2 separate regions of the Homo sapiens genome follow, and region 2 is linked to region 1. Evidence: chromatin loops called from intact Hi-C (ENCODE). Cell type or tissue: Calu3. All regions are shown on one strand. Links, peaks and the distances in the headings refer to the core of each region. The heading gives the core; the rest is flanking DNA. Region 1 has its middle 16 kb from the start of LINC-ROR. Region 2 overlaps ONECUT2 (one cut homeobox 2).

Evidence for each region. A loop is a pair of places that touch in the nucleus more often than their neighbours do. Peaks named below come from ENCODE experiments on the same cell type or tissue, not always from the same donor. Only the 100,000 strongest peaks of a DNase experiment are listed, where the experiment ranks them.
Region 2: it touches region 1 in a loop (3-fold over the local background); 1 of 110 quality-filtered maps calls a loop at or near these places.

Annotation. Positions count from the first base shown.
Region 1 is chr18:57,085,671-57,090,055 of GRCh38, reverse strand. No RefSeq gene overlaps it. Among named protein-coding and RNA genes, the nearest start is that of LINC-ROR, 16 kb to the right of the region's middle. In Calu3, for the core only: no CTCF peak of the experiment used is centred there; a DNase peak (open chromatin) is centred at 1,845.
Region 2 is chr18:57,438,165-57,442,549 of GRCh38, reverse strand. All of the region lies in intron 1 of ONECUT2 (one cut homeobox 2), which reads right to left. Among named protein-coding and RNA genes, the nearest start is that of ONECUT2, 5.0 kb to the right of the region's middle. RefSeq lists an enhancer at 2,908-3,663. In Calu3, for the core only: no CTCF peak of the experiment used is centred there; DNase peaks (open chromatin) are centred at 1,069, 1,509, 1,959, 2,709 and 1 weaker place.

The DNA.
Region 1 (4,385 bases), core at 274-4,273:
CCCCCCGTTTCCTTCCGGTAGAAACTACTTGCCCTCCACTTCCCGAGCAACCTTCGGTGCTAGGCTGTGTTCTCCCCAGGAAGCTGTGAGTAACAACACTGAAAACTCTTCCTGGTTCCCCCTTTCCATCTGCACTGGCCTCACCACACTCCACCCAAGGGAATGTGGTTTAAACAGTGACATCGAGTGTGTCATTCATCTGGGTCACCTTCTTCACCTTTGCCCCTTCCTTTCATGTCCTAATTTTTTATCATTAAGAAGCAGCACATTTCTGAAAAGGCAAACATAATCAACCTGGCTGCAAGACAGACTAGGAGAAGAGTGAAGGTGTGTTGGTTTGCGGACTTTGGGAAGCACAGTGATGGGGCAGGGGCAGGCAGGGAGACCACAAGCAGATGATCTGTGGGTCCCTAATGGACCAGTGGCCCTGTCCTGCATGCTGTGGTGAGGGATAAACCATCCATAAAACTGTTTCCTTGGCCAGGTGCAGTGGCTCACACCTGTAATCCCAGCACTTTGGGAGGCTGAGGTGGGTGGATCACTTGAGGTCAGGAGTTTGAGACCAGCCTGGCCAACATGGTGAAACCCCATCTCTACTAAAAATACAAAAATTAGCCAGGCATGGTGGTGCATGCCTGTAATCCCAGCTACTCGGGGGCCTGAGGAAGAAGAATCGCTTCAACTTGGGAGGCGGAGATTACAGTGAGCCAAGATCACGCCACTGCACTCCAACCTGGGCAACAGAGACAGACTCCATCTCAAAATGAACAAACAAACAAAAACTTTTCCTTGACATCGTGAGTGTTATCCAATGCTCTAGTCGTTTACCGTATGGACTAGCATCTTGCCTCTGTGCATACTCACAAAATTACATAACACATGCACCCGGTTCAGTAAACATCCTGTGATTAAAACCTGGAAGTCTGATATTGCAGAGCCACCTGCAGACATGCTTCTCAAACTCCAGTGCACTCTGAGTTCCCCAGGGATCTCACTGAAGTGCAGATTCAGAGTCAGCAGCTCTGGGGCGGATCTGATGAGATTCTGCACAGCACCCAAGCTCCCAGGTGATGCCAGGGCTGCTGGTCCAAGACCACACTTTGAAGAGTGAGGACTTGCCAACCTTCAAGACCCAGTGCATCAGAACCCAGGATCCTGGGAAGTCTTTTGGGTCTATTCCCCGTGAGCAGGGTGGTTCCAGCTCTGAGGAAAACTTTCCATCACCCCAGAGAGTCCTGTGGCCACTTGAACGTGAACGGGTCTGACCAGCTCCTTTTCTCCCTGTCCTCCACCCCAACAAAATAAGATGATGGAGACCTTGAGTGCTAGGCCCTGCTTCTTTTTTCTTTTCTTTTCTTTTTTTTTTGTTTTTTGTTTTTTGTTGTGTTTTGTTTTTTGTTTTTTGAGACAGAGTTTCACTCTGTCGCCCAGGCTGGAATGCAGTGGTGCAATCTCGACTCATTGCAACCTCTGCCTCCCGGATTCAAGAGATTCTCCTGCCTCACCCTCCTGAGTAGCTGGGACTAGAGGCACCTGCCACCATGCCTGGCTAATTTTTGTATTTTTCGTAGAGACGGGGTTTCACCAGGATGGTCTTTAGTAGAGTGGGGCTGGCCAGGCTGGTCTTGAACTCCTGACCCCAGGTGATCCCCCTGCTTCAGCCTCCCAAAGTGCTGGGATTACAGGTGTGAGCCACCACGTCCAGCCTAGGCCCTGTTTCTATGCGACCCTGCCACAGGGATATAGGGCCCCAACTTCTTCCCTTGTGCCCATCTAATGCTTCCTTTCCAGCCTGTCTCCTCAGCTTTCTCCCCCCGCGCCCCCAGCCCTGTGGTCTCCCTGACTGATTGGTTCACACACCCAGCCCCACCCTCACCACTAACACACCCAGTCCGGGAAGTGTGAATATTTCTAGACTGATGTCATTATCTCCCGAGAAGTTCATTCCCTGGAGGCTTCTACCTTCACCAGGGAAACGTTTAGTGAGGAGGCAGCTGAGGAAAGAAGGCATCTTTGCTTTTTAAAATCCAAGTAAAGAAAATGTTAGAAATGTATAAAGAATGCAAGTGAAGGACGAAGTGGCAAGGACTCCAAATCCCCCACAAAATGTCTGCATTTCTTTATTCCCTGAGACTCCTGGAAGTCATTTTCCATTTTTTACAGAGTTTAGAGCTAGTTATTATTATGCAAATCTGAGGTGTGCCAATTCGCCTCCACCCCACTGCCTGTGATGCTTGGTAGATTTGGAACACGGGATACAGAAAAGAATGTGTCTGGACTCTAAGAGAAGGATTGTCAGGTAGCTGTTAGTGTTTAAGGCAGGGGTCCCCAGCTATCCTCGTAGAATTATGATCACCCAATGGGTTCTTTTTGCCTGCTGTACAGATAAGCCCAATTCACTGAGACAGTATTAGTACAGTAGAGAAAGAGTTTAATTATTGCAAGGCAACTGACAGGAAGGATAGGAGTTATTACCCTAATCTATCTCCCCCAAAATTTGAAGTCTAGGGTTTTTTAAAGGACAATTTAGTAGGCAAGGAGCTAGGGAATGGGGAATGCTGATTGGTTGGGTTAGGAATGAAATCATCGGGAGTCAAATTGGCTTCTTGCTGTCTTCAGTTCCTGGATAGAATCACAAAACTAATTAAGCCAGTTTATCAGACTGTGTGATACCAGCAGGTCCATCAGAATGCAGGGTCTTAAAAATACCTTGAACACCAGTCTTAGGTTTTACAATAGTAATGTTATCGATAGGAGCCATTGGGGAGGTTAGAAATCTTGCAGCTTCTGTCTGCATGACTCCTGAGCCGTAATTTTAACCTAGTGACTAATTTGTTAATTTTACAAAGGTAATCTCAGTCCCCAAGCAAGGAGGGGGTAGTGTGGGAAAGGGTTATTATCATCTCTGCTTTAAGGTTAAACTATAAACTAAATTCCTCTTAATGTTAGCTTGGCTTATGCCCAGGAATGAACAAGGACAGCTGAGAGGATAGAAGCAAGATGGAGTCAGCTATGTCAGATTTCTCTTACTGTCCTCATTTTTCTATGTTAGATTTTCTTATTATGATAACTTTTGCCAAGATAGTTTCAGAATTGAGGGGCTAATGCCAACAAATATGAAATTCTCCTGGTTCACCGAGAAGGCTGTGGCTAAGAGGGCTTGGAAAAATGATTTAAAGAAGCATCTTCAGATAAACCCTGTTGAATTTACTCCATCCCACGTCCAATGAGCACTTTCTACAAGCTTTCTGATTCTCTCCCCTAGGAGATGGTCAATGCCTCAGGTGGCTGGATTTGATCTTGCGTTTCTGAAATTGTCCTCACAGGTTTAATAAGAATTACATGCCAGGTTCTGAAATATAGTTATAATTAAGCATTAATCAGGCCACATTTTGTGGCCCACTTCCTTGTAACCAAAAGTCACATCGCACTAAGGACTGACCATTTGCATCCGTATTGTTTCTATAGGTAGGATGAATTGCTTAAGATGTTCTTCAGAACCTGAATTCCCTGGAAAGGCTGATGCCAACCAGTTTGAAGACCCCAACAGAGGGACTGAATCAGCTTGAGAATGTAGTTTCTTTGTCACCCTGACCCATGATTTCACCCTGCATTCTTTGACCAATTCACAATTCTCACACCTTAGCCCATTTCAAAACCCTTAAAGTACCTAGCCCCAAACTCCTCAGGGAGGCAAATTTGAGGTTTCCTCTCATTAACCTACTATTAAAACACTTTTGTTGTTGTTGTTCAGAGTCTCGCTCTGTCACCCAGGCTAGAGTGCAGTGGCATGATCTTTGCCCAGTGCAACCTTTGCCTCCTGGGTTCAAGTGATTCTCCTGCCTTAGTCTCCCAAGTAGCTGGGACTACAGGTGCACACCACTACACCTGGCTAATTTTTTTCGTATTTTTAGTAGAGAAAGGGCTTTGCCATGTTCCCCAGGTTGGTCTCGAACTCCTGACCTCAATAATCTGCCTTCCTCGCCTCCCGAAGTGCCAGATTACAGGTGTGAGCCACCGCGCCCATCCTAAAACACTTTCTCTGCTGCAACCCTCGGTGTCAGTGTATTGACTTGCTATGCAACAGGCAATGTCCTATTATGGCCACATTTCCTATACTCCCTGCTGCAGTGGTTCTCAAACGTGGTCATAAGGCAGAGCTCCTGGTGTCAAAGTTTAATTGTAAGTAAAAACTTTTAAAAATTAATTCAGATACCCTAATCATCTAATCTCAAATTGCCACCCTACCATAATCACATTGCCCTATTTCAATTCTCCACAAAGAGCTTCACTGGCAGATATTTTTCGTGTTCATGTATGTGTGCATTTATTGTCTGCTTCACAGGCACACAGATTCTCTTTTTTATGTAACTCAGTTTTCTCTT
Region 2 (4,385 bases), core at 281-4,280, 350 kb before region 1:
AGTTTAAAAGGGTCCGGTAGGGCACTTTCTGACTAGGAACCAAGGTGGTGTACCAAAGCTCCCTTCTTTAAGGAAGAACACTAGTGGGAAGATGAGGAAGAAACACCAGCCTACCCTCTGCCTCAACTCAAAGCAGAACAATGCACGATTTGCTTTCCCATCTCTCTTTTCCTTCCTCTTATTAATTACTGTTCTTGGAGAGGGCTGGAAAACACTGCTTTCCCTCCCGATTGATACCCGCTGTTGGAAAAGCTCAGCCTTCTTCAACAGGTGGGATTCATAATTTCAAAAAAAAAAAAAAAAAACCCAGAAGAATTAGTTCTCATCCTACTCCCACTTAGGTCCCTGATCTTTTATTTTTTTTCCATAAAATTCACCTTAGTGCTCCTTCTGGAAAAACAAGCCACCATTTGGCCAGGGGAGTGGTTGGCAGGGTGTGGTGGTGTCCCCCACAAGCGGGAAGGAAGAGCTTTAAAGTTCTTTCTTTTCCAGTCAATGCAGGTGTTCCACAGGACACCTCCTTACCCGCGATGGGCCAGTGACCCGGGCCTCGGCCCAGGACGTCCAGGGGGTGGGAAGGGGTGGGGCAGGGGTTCCCCAGTTTGCTTCTCTTACTTCCTGTCCCAGCCAAGGTAGGACACAAGATTCTCCCTGTTAGACCCGACCAGTCCAGCGCAGAGCCTGCTACTCGGAGGGATGAAGCTCAGGCTTTTGTTACTAGGGCCACGTTTAATTGTCCAACGAATGCACCTGCGTAAAAAGTCTGCGCGTGAGCCTTTTTAGTACGAGAACCGATGAGGATAGGAGGGGATCTGCGGCTGATTAAGCTCTGCCGTTAGCAGGCAGCTTTAGCCACGTCATTTTCAAACTTGGGCTTAGTCACCAGGGCCCAGTGGCAACGGCCAAGCACAGGATAGTTAGGAAGACTCGGGCACCGTTCAGCGCATTGGCTTCGCGGACCCAGCCGCCCAGGCGGATCGCCGGAAGCGCAAGTAGCGGTGTGTGCGCACAGGGGCGGGTGGTGCAGAGGTCGGGGGAGGGGGTGCAGAGGGCAGAGAGCCCCGCGAGAGGAGGAGAAAACCTCGGGGAAGTAAGGCGGGCTGGGGCCTCGCGGGGGAGGAGCTGCGGTCAGACGGGAGAACCCGCGCAGAGCTGGCGAAGCGGCACCGCTGGAAAACCGCGGGGCCGTGGCGCTGGTGAGCGCTCTGCTGGGAAGAGCGCGCCGTCGGGCTTACTGGAAACGCGCCGGATCAAGTTCCAGATCAATGAAATCTGGGTCCACACGTTTACGTTATTGTTGCCAGCATTAATGCTCTTTTAATCTTCTAAACATTATCAGCATCGATCTCCCTCCATATACACATTTGTTTGAGAAAGTGACATAACCACACAGTGGAAAGCCTGGAATAAAAATAAATGCCCAGCCTCTCGCATCGAGGGCGCCTGGCTGCCTGGGCTGCTTCTCCTGCTCGGGTTCACTCTCCTCCCTCGGGTCCCGCCTCCTCTGCCCGCTCCCGCCCACCCTGATGCGTGTTGGGAAGGTGTTCTCCCGGCACCCGGGACTTGACGAAGCACAGACTGCAGCGAACTTTTCAATTATTCATCCAAGCAGCTAGCAGGCAAACATATCGTCTGTTCCGTACTGGCACGGGTTGCGTTCAGCCTCTCCAGCTCTGATCCCTAACTAAACCGCCAGGAGAGGTGGGCTGAGTCGGGAGCCCTAGCAGCGAGAAACGAGGTGGGAGGTTGGGGGGTGGGCGCGAGACTCTGCGAAGGGGGTCCGTTTCCTCGGCTTGGGAGGTGCCCAGCGGCCCGTGTCACCCAAGGACGTCCCCGGCGCAGCGGGAGACAAGCACGCACGCGGTGCCCCTAGCAGGAGCCACTGCGCACTGCCCGGGCCGTGTCCCGCCGCTGCGGGCATCAGGTGGCCCAGGCGACATCATGGTGGGTTGGCTAAGGGCCCTCGGCCGCCTGAACAGAATTGGCTTCAGACTGGCCGCTGGGAGCTTGCTGCCAGGAGAGGGCCGTGCGTCGGACTACGGCGGGGACTGGAGACCAGCTCCGGGCAGGCCGCTGGGGGATCCGGGCTCACTGGAGGCGGAAACCTCTGCAGTAAATGTAGTCGGGCGCTCGGCTCGATTTTCGGGCGTCGGAAGAAAACATGCCTGCCACCGAGGCCTCGCTTTTCCTCAGTGGGATGCCCGTGCAAGTTCTAGCCTGGGTTCTCTCACTCCCTTCTTGTTTGTGCTTGGTTTAGAGGTCTCTGGGGCCCAACGCCCGAGAGTGTGTGCTCGAACCCGCAGAAATTTGTCTTGGCCGCCTCTTGTCAGGTTGCTGAAAACCGCCCTGCAAGGGCTGGTCTTGGGGAACCTCTGCGAAGGCCCGACCGGGCGGGGTTGCAACCACCTGCCACTTAGCCGCCCTTTCCGAACGAATCCGTGCATTTGGAGTCAATTTCTCTGAAATCTAACGTTGGGGCAATCTAAATTTCTCCGAAGTTTTCTCCCTTTTCCTTTCAAGTGCCACCCTTGGCTGTGACTACACCGGCAGGCTGGGCAGGAAGGACCTGCCTCTGTTGTGACCTCGCCTAAGGGTGAGCTTTGCCGGCGCTGGCCAAATCAGACCTCTTCATTCTGAGCCCCCTAAACCCCGGCCTGCTTGGCTGTTTGGCAGGACCCGGGGGCGGGGCCAAAATGAGAGAGAAAGGGAACCTATAACCTATGAGAGAAAGAGAAGAGGCAGGTTTGGCGGGAGGGGGGCAGGGACGGTGTCTTCCAGGCACCGGTCTGAGAGTCCGGCCGAGCCGCCTGCGGAGCGGCTGGGCTTGTTAAACCCCCGGGGCCCAACGGCGAGGGCCCTCTGCGGCGTACCGGCGGGGATTCCGATCGATACTCCGGGCGGAGAAAGCCTCCGCTTTTCTTCTCCATTTGCTCCTGTCCCCTAGCGCTCCGAGCACATAATACCTACTTACCAGTCCCAGCTTCTGCATCAGTGTCTGAAGAGACTGATCTACTGACCCCAAACTGAAAAGCCTCCTATGTAATAATAACCACTCAACACACTTGTAGTTGCTGATAAAATGGCCAGATAAAAAGGCTAAAGCTCTTGTCCCTTTTCAACCCAGGGTAATAAAACAGACACACATTTGAATGCTCGAGCAAAGCGGGGTCCTCAGCAGGCCTTTTCCACTCGCTGGAGGAGGCATTCTGTCTCCCACGAAGGCAGCTTCAGCGATCCTCTGCGGAAAATCTAGCAGCGTGGGCAGTGCTGTCCCGGGCCTGTCCCTGCAGACTTGCACCATGGGCGCGGGTGGGGCTGAGGACCCCCGGGATGCCACGCTTTCTCATCTCAGCAACGCTTGGGATCATTTTAAAAGCTGAAACTCGCTAATAGGCGAAGCATTACTTTCCTCATCACTTTCAGACCTATATGGGCAGAAGGCACGTGTTTTTTAAAAGCTGTGTTCTTTGCGCGACCGGCATGAGGGGGCGGCAGCGCTCTGAGATGAGCAGGAGAATAGCTGTCATCCTGCCTTTAACTGTACCCCTAAGACCAGCTGCCAAGTTCCTTCTGGTCCCCGGTGCCCAAGAAGCCGGCGGGTACTAAAACCCACCAGAGACAGCCTGGGACATTCGGGGGGATCTATGACAAAATGTTAAGAACTGTCAGCCAGTCTCCAGTTCATTTCCCGCCGCTATTATTATCGCTCTCTACTGGCTGCTTTATCTTGCCCCGAACCAACAGCAAATCAGAGAAAACTGTAGGAGAGGATGAAAAATAAACTAAAGGAGAAAGATTACATAAATTTCTAAATCCACTCAAAGTATCCGGAGTCCGCCGATTTGGGGGAGGCTCTTTGCAGGGAAACCTAGTTTTCTTTACCTTCTTAGATCAACACTGCGGGGCGATTACCGACTGGGAATAGGAATCCACCAGCAGACGGCAAAGGAAAATGCTGTCAAAGCGGAAACTCCCCCTCCCCAAGCCCGGGTGAACCTGCTGCCTGTCACATTCCCCAGCCCTGTCGGGCGTTGGTCGAGTGCACCCCACAAGCTGGGCTCAGCGGTGCGAGGAAAGCCCGGGGGATCGGGGGTGGAAACCTGAGCTCGCAGCTCCGGAAGCGAGCTGTGCGAGGCTGGCTCGGAACCGCGCGCATCCCAAGACCCGCGCTATGCAAATCATCGCCACCACGAATTGTTCCCCTAGACCGCCCGCCGATCCTGAAAGATACCCCCCTCCACCCGATCCATGGGAAGTCGCCCACCCTGGCTTGCCATAGGGTATAGTGTGTCCTTCCCAGCGGGGGACCTGGACATTTTGCCCCTCTGGGCCCGTGGCTTGCTCCTAGGGGCAGCGCAGTCGCCACGCACACCGCGCGGGGTCCG